Linked DNA regions of Homo sapiens: region 1 is linked to region 2. Evidence: chromatin loops called from intact Hi-C (ENCODE). Cell type or tissue: dorsolateral prefrontal cortex. All regions are shown on one strand.

Region 1 (5,000 bases), 510 kb before region 2:
AAGGTTTAATTTTACCTTCACTTATTCCTTCTTTGATGCTTTACTTTTTAAAATGTAGATTTGAGTTTCTGACCTATATCACTTTGCTTTTCTCTGAAGACCTTTTTTTCTTAAAAAAAAGTTATGATTTTCAGGGCAGGTATGTTGGAGATAAATTCTTTCAGTTTTTGTTTGTTTGAGAAAGTATTTCTCCTTATCTTTTCAAGGCTAATTTTGCTGGATATAAAATTCTAGGGCTTTTTTTTTTTCTAACACTAAATATTTCACTCTGCTCACTTCTTGCTTGCATGATTTCTAAAGAAAAGTCTCCTATAAATCTTTATCTTTTTATTCTCTAGGTAAGGCTTTTATTCTCCTCTGGCTTCTCTCAAGTTTTCCCATTTGTCTTTGGTTTTCTGTAGTTTGAGTATGATATTTCTAGGTATAGAGTTTTAAATTTTTATTTTGTTGGTGTTCTCTGAATTTCTGGATCTGCATTTGGCATCTTTCATTAACTTTAGAAATAATATTACTTTAAATATTTTTTTTACTCTGTTGTCTCTTCTTTTTTTGGTATTCCAATTATGCTACATTACATCCTATGAAATTGCCTTACAGTTTTTGCATATTCTGGGGGTTTTTTTTTCCATTTCACTTCAAAAAGTTTACATTGACATATCTTCAAGTTCACTGAATTTTTTCCTCAGCTGTGTCCACTCTACTCATAAGTGCATCAAAGCCATTATTCATTTATCTTACAGTGTTTTTTATTTCTAGCATTTCCTTTTGATTCTTTCTTAGAGTTTCCATTTCTCTCTTTACATTACACATCTGTTCTTGCAGGTTGCCCACCTTTTCCATTAGAGCCCTTAATATAATAATCAAAGTTACTTTAGATTCCAGGTCTTATAATTCCAAAATCTGTATCATATCTGAATCTGGTTCTGATACTTGCTTTGTCACTTCAGAATTCATTTTTACATTCCTGGTAATTTTTGTTGAAAGCCAAACACGATATAACTTGTAGTAACAAGTGAGAGAAATAGACTTTTAGTGTGAGGTTTTATGCTGCTGTAGCTATGAGTTATGTTGCTTATAATGTCTGTTGTAGCTGTAGGTGCTATGAATTTCAAAATCCTTTAGTGTTCTTCTTTTTGTCCCCATTGCTGTCTTTGGGCTTTCCAAGAATTCCTTCTTAAAACAGTCTAAGTGGTAATCCATGTTTATACTGAGGCCCTATTGAAGTGATGCTAAGGAGTGAGTAAGGGGTCGTATTCAGTAATCTTAAGATTAGCTGAGTTTTTGTGGGCCTGTGTCTTGTGGGCTGTAAGTTTCACTACAACTTCTTTTTTTCCCCTCTTCTTGCTCCTCGAGTGAGATAGAAGGCTAAAGAGATCTGGAATTGGGTATTGCTCCTCTGCCTATATGAGATAAGGTTCTGCTGAAGTCTTTTTCACTTGAGCAGAGCAAATTGTTGTGAAGAACACACTGAAAACATTTCAAAATGATCATTTTCCCCCTTCCCTTGCTAAAGATATGAGGTGATTTTTTCTTGGCTCTTTATTGTGGGAACCTGGTGAGGTTCCTGGAGGTAAAATCTATCTATGAAAGTTGGGTAGGCCTCCCTAAGACTTGAGTCCCCAGGTTTTCTCATTCTCATGCTAGCCTACATTCAGCCTAGAGCAATTTATCCAAATAACTATTTAGGTAGTTCTACTAATGTATGACTCCAGTAACTTCTGCTCTGGGCTAGCTAATCTTGGCTGTGTTTCTTCATATTCTCATCTCTCCAGATTTCAGAGTGGCTGTTTATCCTGCGACTTCAATTTTCTGATGGTCCAAGAAAAGTTATTGATTTTCAGTTTGTTCAGCGTTTTTTTTTCTTGTTCTAAAGTTCGGAGCGACAATTTCTAAGCTCTTACTTGTCAGAACTGAACATGAAAGTCTCTTAACATTCATTTTTTTTGTGTTTGAAAACTTCTTCAAACAAGAGGCAATGACAAATGGTCCTCTAGAAATTTAAGCTACAGTTATTGTTAAAATTTTGTGAATTTGATAGATTGTTATCATCTTGGAAAGGATGGAAGGAATTTCAGCATTTTGAAGTGTAAAAGTAGAGACTGCTTCTGCTGTCTGATGGGCTAGCTAAAGATGTGTTTCCTTCTGATCTGAGGTGAAGCTAATTGGTGAGATATAATGTGTTTATCATAATTAAATTTTCAGTGTAGCAACATGAGTTATTTATCCCCCTCTGGACACTTGCAGAGATAGACCATTAAAAATCTTCTACCTTTTGCAAAATGTACAGGAAATAAAATAGCATTTCACCTGGTACTTTCCTGATCTGCAGGTATCAAACAAAGGGATGTGAAAATGGGAAATAGCAGCATATTTGAACTGTCAGGAGATACACTCAAGCTTAGTGGCTGGAAAATTACCACAAGTGTGCACATGCAGTCTTACAGAGGACATTAACAGGTGGTAGGGTCAAGGCAATTTATTTCAAAGTGTCTGCAGTCCTCAGAAAGAAATAAAATCACAACTTGATGTGATTAGTGAGTATCTAACTAGGCTGTGATACAATCATGAAATCCCAAACTGAGAAAGACCTATAGGGAACAAGGTGGTGGTTTTTGTTCTGTTAGATTTTATCAGAAGCAGCCAGAGGGCAGCACAGCAGTTTCATTTCAAATGGCAAAAAAGCTCTCCAAATGGACTCTTATGCCAAGGAAGTGAACCACAGATGGTGTTTCTTATTCAAGGTTCACAGACACCTCCCACAAACACCAGACAAAGATACAGTCAGGCATTCAAATGAGAATAAGAAGAAATATCTAGAATTCAGAGAAGCTGACTAAAAAAATGGCAGCAAAACCTTCATCTACCAATAATAGCAGGTAGGAAAAAGATGGGCAATGAGAAAATAGGCAGATTTATTAAATAGCACCCTTCAATCTTAAACAGAACTGGGAGAAAAGTTTTAAAAACAAAATAATTTATGGCATATATCTAATTTTTTAACTCACTCACCTAAATACCTTTTGGAATCTGTTTTAAAGCCAAGCCAGCATTAGCCCAATGGCTTGCACTGTCTGCCCATCTACTTTCAGAAATGACCCCTGAAAAATTAAAGTAGAGAATAATGACCCTGAGCCCATAAAAACAGATTTAATTTCATTCACCAGATTTGTACTCTTAAGGATGACTCATACATTTTAGAAAGTTTATTTTTGCAAAAGTTGATTTGCCTAATCCTTAGGTAATCAGAAAATCTGATTAAGAAGAGAATTCCATTATCATTTACTATTTTTGTTAGTGTATTCCTTTTATCTATTGTTCTTTGGCCTGGACCATTGTCAGTTATATTCAAAGACATTTGGGATGTAACATTTGGTCCATGAAGCAGAGTGGGTTAAATCGAGATTAATTTTTCTTAGTTTATAACAACATAACAAATTTAAACTAAGCTAACAATTCTATTGCATCATTTCTATAATCACAAGCTACTGTCCAGTAAGAGACTTGATCCATAAATTTATGGGCCATTTTTTTCTGAACCCTAAGTCAGAGTTCATGTTATGTGTGAGAATACTTTTGTGGATAATGATAGATTTGTCAAAATGTTAGATTTTCCTAGAAATTCAAGATGTATATTCACTGTATCCACCATTACTCTTCCATTGGCTTGGAAAAGTTTGGAGACCTCACTAAGAGACGGCCCAATCCATTCATTCACGCATTTAAGGTTCAGCCTTTCCAGCTGTCCAGGAAATCAAATAGAGCAGAAGGTCATCTGGTTGGAGTTGCTTCATTTCTGCATAACACATGTGCAAAGCACTTCCTAACTAGAAGATGAGCCTATCTTAAATGTCACTGTGATGGAGAAGCATGTTCTCCCTTTTTTGACAGATGATTCACTTAAGTCTGGGTCGCGGACTTTCCACCACCTGGCCTTGCCTCAAATGAAGTTTTTGACCAGTTCAAAACCTGTAATTAACAAAAGCAAAAGGTTTTGGTTGCTTCTGATTCATGTTAAGGTCAACCAGTGGAAATAATAGTTCCAGGCCAATTTATAAAGGCTGAGAATGTCAGTAGTTACTTGTTTTGGAAAAGTGAGCAGACAAAAATAACAAAGACAGAGGCAAGGGTTCAAGACTTGGTATTTTGGTTTGTTTGTTAGACATTTTTCCCCCTTGGGAAGTGCTGGTGTGTTTTGTACTTTTTCAAAATATCAATGTGGAGACAAGAGTGTGCTTAATTTGATGACATATGGAAAGCTACTTATCAGTCTTTCACCTCTTGCATTTTAATGTGGTTATTACTGTAATATTACCATTATCATGCTTGCCATCATTTTTACTCATTTAATTATTTCATTCAATAAATATTCCTAAAGTATCTATAAGTGAAAAGCACAGACAGCATGACTGCTCTCCTTTTCCTCTGCTCCTCCATGTCCCCCTTTCAAATATATCTTAATAACTACTAGTCATTTTTGGCATTTTTTATGATTTAGTAAACAACAAGTGTTAACCGGTAATCTATAAGGTCATAAGCAGTATAGACCTTTTCATGGCACGAGCCACTCCTGGACACAGTCCTGTATGTGTGTGTATATGAATGTATGTATTCATATCAGGTCAACTCTGATCTCAGCACCCTTGTAAACATCCTTTCCTGCTAATTATTTCTTCTTCCTTTCCTCCCTGAATATCTGCATCACAGGCCTGAAGGGCTTTATGTCTTTATGTGTCAAGTGGATATAAAGCAACTCAAGCCAGATGACCTTCTGCTTTATTTGAATGTCTGGACAGCTGGAAAGATTGAACCTTAAAGGAGTGAAGGAAAGAAAGGAAGGAAGGAAGGAAGGAAGGAAGGAAGGAAGGAAGGAAGGAAGGAAGGAAGGAAAGAAGGAAAGAAGGAAGGAAAGAAGGGATTGGGCAGTTTCTCAGTGAGGTCTCCAAACTTTTCTAAGCCAATAGAAAAGGGTAATGGTAGATATAGTGACTATACATCCTGAA
Region 2 (5,000 bases):
TTCCCTCTACTAAGTGGAAACACTCTGGGAGCTAATTCATAGTGTCATTTGCTAAGCAGCCATGTTATTGAAGAGCCCAGATATTCAGAGAAAAATGATTGCTTAATTGATAGGGAACCATGATGAGTGAGGGTTTGGTAGACAAAGTAAGGGGTGGCACAGGCCTCTTCAGCCAGCTCCATGTTTCTTTTGGTTCATAGTGTTGCCAATTCTTGCACTAAAAAGTGGCAATCCCAGTGTGTGACACACAGCTAGCTAGCTCTGATTACTGTTAAGGAGAATAAATCAAATGGTACACTGACGTGAGAGACGCTGTTGTGTCACTGACAGGCTACTTGCCACCATATTAAGTGTTGGCTAGTGAAGGATGGATAATTAATCCCCAAAATGCAGTGAATATTCTTTTGATCTAAACTAATCAAAGCTAATATTGATGATCATTTTCTGCTCATCCACTTTTTTGGGGCTCAGAACACAGTACTCCGAAGTATGGCACCTTGGCACACTGTACTCCAGTCCTTTGAACTAAATGAAGGACATTGGAAGGGTCTCAGAAGCAAGTTCTCTCTGATCTCCTCCTGCCGTCCTTTCTCCTATCCCTTTTGCTCCCCAAAAGAAAGATGTAGAAACCAGAATTCCTCTTCCCTAAGGCGAGTTATAGGAACTGGAATCCTTCTCTCCCCAAAGCAAGCCATAAAACCTAGAAAAGTTATTCTTTCCCTTCTCCCTTTGTTACTGGTGTCAAATCCATATCCATACAGGTCTACAGCAATCTCAATTCTTGCCTCCTCAGAAGAAAGAATTCAAGCAAGGGGCATAAGGCAGGAGAAGAGACCGAGGCAAGTTTTAGAGCAGGAGTGAACGTTAATTAAAAAGCTTTAGATCAGAAATAAAAGGAAATAAACTATACTTAGAAGAGGGCCAAGCAGGTGACTTGAGAGATCAAGTGTGCAGTTTGACCTTTTGACTTGGGGTTTTATGCATTGGCATACTTCTGGTGTCTTGCATTACTTCTCCCCTGATTCTTCCTTTGGAGCAGGCTGCCAAGGTGTGCAGTAGCCTGCTAGCACCTGGGAGGGGAACATGCGCAGTGTGTTTACTGGAGTTGTACGCATGTTCACTTGAGGTATTCTTCCCTTACCAGTCTAGCATTCCTAGAGGAAAGTCATATACCAGTTAAACTCTGCCATTTTACCTCTTAATGTGCATGTTTGAGCCCACTCACCAAACTCCTGAAATCTTATTGAGAAGCTGCCGCTCACCAGTTTCAGATTTTTTCTATCTGTTGGGAAACTGCCCTTACCTGGTGCCGGTTCTGACAAATTATTTTATAGAGAGAGCTAACAGTTGCCTCACCATCACCTGATGGTCACCTGACATTCCATTCCTCATGTGTGTATGTGGGGAAGGCTGAACCCTCTCCTGCCCTGCTTATGCCTGACTAGCTACCTACTGAAACATCTTAAAGACCCTCATTCCAGAGGGTCCTGCCCCATACCTGGGAAGAAGGAATGCTGCACAGAGAGGCCAAGAAGAATCTGAACAGACAGGCCTTGCTGGGTTCTCCACCTGAGTCTATTACCATTAGATCATACCCTTTTGTTTAATCACATTTCTACATGGCTGTCTATTCTTCAATAAACCTAAGCATAGAAACAGTTTTCTCTGGGTCTTTGAGTCTTCATTTCTGAAGCCTCCTATAATGTAAAACTTTGATTAAATACATTTATTATTATTTTCTCTTGTTAATCTGACTTTTGTTATAGGAGTGTCAGCCGTGACCTTTATGATGGGTGAGGAAAGGCATCACACCTTTTTTCTCCTACAACTTCCCAGTCAAAATGAGCCTATTCTCTCTTTTACTGTCATACCAGGCTTCTTTTTTTTTTTTTTTTAACTCTGTCACCAGGCTGGAGTGCAATGGCGAGATCTTGGTTCACTGCAACCTCTGTCTCCTGAGCTCAAGGGATTCTCCTGCCTCAGCCTCCTGAGTAGCTGGGACTACAGGTGTGCACCACCATGCCCAGCTAATTTTTGTATTTTTAGTAGAGATGGGGTTTCACCATGTTGGCCAGCATAACAGGCTTCTTTACTCACCAAGATGCCTGCTAACAAATCTGATAAAAATCACCCTTATCAACAACATCATGGAGAAATCAAGAATTCTATGAAATCAGCGTTCTCCTTTGCATGGTCGATAGCCCCCATGAGATCTGGTTTCCTCATCTCATACTACTCCCTGCCTGGTTCAATGCCATAGTCATTCCAGCTTCTTTTAGCTCCTGCACTGATCTTTTCCCTCTCTCTCCCTATGCAGCTTCACACCTACTGTTTCTTCTGCCTGAACTTCTCTCCTCAACTAATTTCCTGTCTGCTAAGCCAGCCCTCACTCATTCTCATACATCCAGTACTTCACAGGGAAGTTATCCCTGTCACTCCTCCTCTAGCATCCATGTTACATTGTCTAGTATGTACTTCTCAGTAGACTTGCACCACAGTGACAACTACTTGTTCAGTGGCTGTCTCATTCCTCTGGGGGATGAGATTCCTGAGTGCAGGGACTGTCTCTTTTGTTTATCTCTGTATCCCCAGCACTGAGCCCAAGACCTGGAACACACTGAACATCAGACAAATCGTTGTTGAATGAATTAATCAGAGTTAGTGAGAGAGGAAATGCATGGTTTGCCCCAATGGAGATATATTGCCTTTCCAAGCACAGTTTAAAAGATGGTCATTGGGCAAGTATGGAGTCCTCATTAAGGTTAATAGAAACAGAGAACTTTGCCTAGGATTACATGAGCCTGCTGGTTAAGAACAACACTTTTTTTTTTCATTCTTTTGGTTTTTTTAATGATCATTAAATTGTACCTACCTTCACAATGTGACCAGTATCATACTGTGGTATCAATTTCAGACTATAATGCGAGTCTGCCATCTACTGGTGCTACGGGGTAGTACTATGAAACCTCTGACAAGCATTTTCATTTTCTCTGGAATCTTCTGGGTTCCAGAAGCTAGGAGGGGCATAGATTCCAACATGCCCAACCATTTCATTTTACCCAAAGGGAAACCATTTCCCACAGAGTATAAATGACCACCCTGGGCCATACAGCTAATCGGTGGAAGGTCTGAACTCTAACCTAGGCCTCCTGACAAAATCAGCCTCTTGGTTCTTATTCTTCATCGTAATTCTGGATACTAACTGAAGTACATCTGGTCAACAGTGTTGACCTTGACTTTTTCCAAAAGGAAATGGAACAATTGAGACTTGTTCAAGTTTACACGCCAGGAATCTCTTACCCCCTTGTATAAAGCTCATCACATCCCAGAAAGCATATCTGCTTTCTGTCCAAGGATTTCCTGGATCTGAAAACAGCTGTACAGGATTGTGTGGGAAAGACTAGATTTACAAAACTTGGAATTTCGCACCAGAAACTTAGGCAAAGATGTGGTGCAAGACGTGCACTGCCTGCCATTAAATTGTATGCCATCAGCAAGATCCTGAGGGATTCGAAACACACCAGATGTTTGTGTTCCGAAAAGCCATGATCTTTAATGGAAAAACTGACAAACCATAATGGAAAGAGCTAGGAACTGCCATCCTAATAAGAATTGACAGGATCAGTGTAGAGCCTTCCAGAAAGGCCTCCTCTGTTAATCTGGCAGAATTGGCTACAGAAGCACTAGGTTTTCCAATAGGTACATTTTTAAAAAAATTTTTTTTAGCTACCCCAAGGGACTAGATTTAACCATAGTCATCTTTTTATTGTGTGGTTTGCATGGAAACACGCCTGTTAACATTCCTGAGATCAACGCAGAGTCAAAACAAACCAAACATCCCAGTACCTGCCAGAAGAGTTTCATCTTTCCCTAACAATTCTTGGAACAGAGCACTTTAGGGACTGAACTTCTAAAACAAAGGAAAGAAAGAAGATGTGGCTGCCGGGAAGTTCTCACTGGGTACTTCAAAAAAATTTCCCTGGAACTCTTTGGCTCGGAGTGTATCTTTAAAATTTTTCTTTACTCAAAACAGTACCGCCAGCTAATGAACAGGTCCAGGCTGGTCATTTGCTTCCATAATTTGGAAAAGTAACACCTTTACTTCATATCTCTGGGACCATTGTTGTCCAGCGATCTGACAAAGGAAAATACTGTCGGGTCCCAGGGGGTTTCCGATCAATCGGGGTACTATTTTAGTACCTTCAGGGTTGTAATAAAAACATGTTTCCTCTTGAACAAAAATAAGAACTAGCTAATAGAAATATTAATATTTATTCAATTAAACCCTTCTCATGATCATCTCCCTTCAAGTCTCAACCTCTAGGAGACTGATGCTCACCATTGCCCACAGACATGATCTGGAATGTCATTGGTTTACACCTGAATCCCTGTGTACCCTTTCCATCTCAACACAGTCCCCATGGACAATGGCACCATCTGGACGTCAAAATTACAGAGGACTGCATCAAGGTACCAGAGACCTTTGCTCCTCAGTGACAGAAAAAATGAGAATGTTCATGTTTACTCAGAATGTTAGTGTGTGGTTTAAATGAGGACTGGGAGGTCCAAATGAAACATCCAAGGCCAGACCAAGGTTCTTGTGATTTGGACATTACTACTGCCCTCTTTTCTCTCTTAGGGAAGAACTCAGAGTTCTTGGAAAATCTGGACTCTAATTTGTGCTCTATCTGTCCCCTGATGGCTCAGAGACACTGCTCAATGCAAGTGACAATTCTCTCATTGCAAAACCCATGAGAGATGTAACAGTCCCCTCCACCATCCCTTCTCAATTTCACATCAAGGAGATGCAGGTGACTGGAGCCCATGGTTTCCCCTCACTACGCCCCTCATCACTCCACATCTGCCAATATATTTCCTTTTATTTCCACCTACTTCTACTATTAGCTGCTGCACTTACTCTGAATTCATTTTCATCTCTTCCCTGACTCATCCTGTTATTTCTTAGTCATCAGTCAAGATCAAACAGTCCAAAATAGCCT

What was found. A loop is a pair of places that touch in the nucleus more often than their neighbours do. Peaks named below come from ENCODE experiments on the same cell type or tissue, not always from the same donor. Only the 100,000 strongest peaks of a DNase experiment are listed, where the experiment ranks them.
Region 1: it touches region 2 in a loop (3-fold over the local background); 8 of 110 quality-filtered maps call a loop at or near these places.

Annotation. Positions count from the first base shown.
Region 1 is chr10:59,462,896-59,467,895 of GRCh38, reverse strand. No RefSeq gene overlaps it. Among named protein-coding and RNA genes, the nearest start is that of FAM13C, 100 kb to the right of the region's middle. In dorsolateral prefrontal cortex, a CTCF peak has its summit at 2,635; no DNase peak of the experiment used is centred here.
Region 2 is chr10:58,950,792-58,955,791 of GRCh38, reverse strand. No RefSeq gene overlaps it. Among named protein-coding and RNA genes, the nearest start is that of LINC00844, 46 kb to the left of the region's middle. In dorsolateral prefrontal cortex, CTCF peaks have their summits at 2,749 and 2,954 (motif pointing left); a DNase peak (open chromatin) is centred at 2,951; H3K27ac peaks cover 3,430 bases.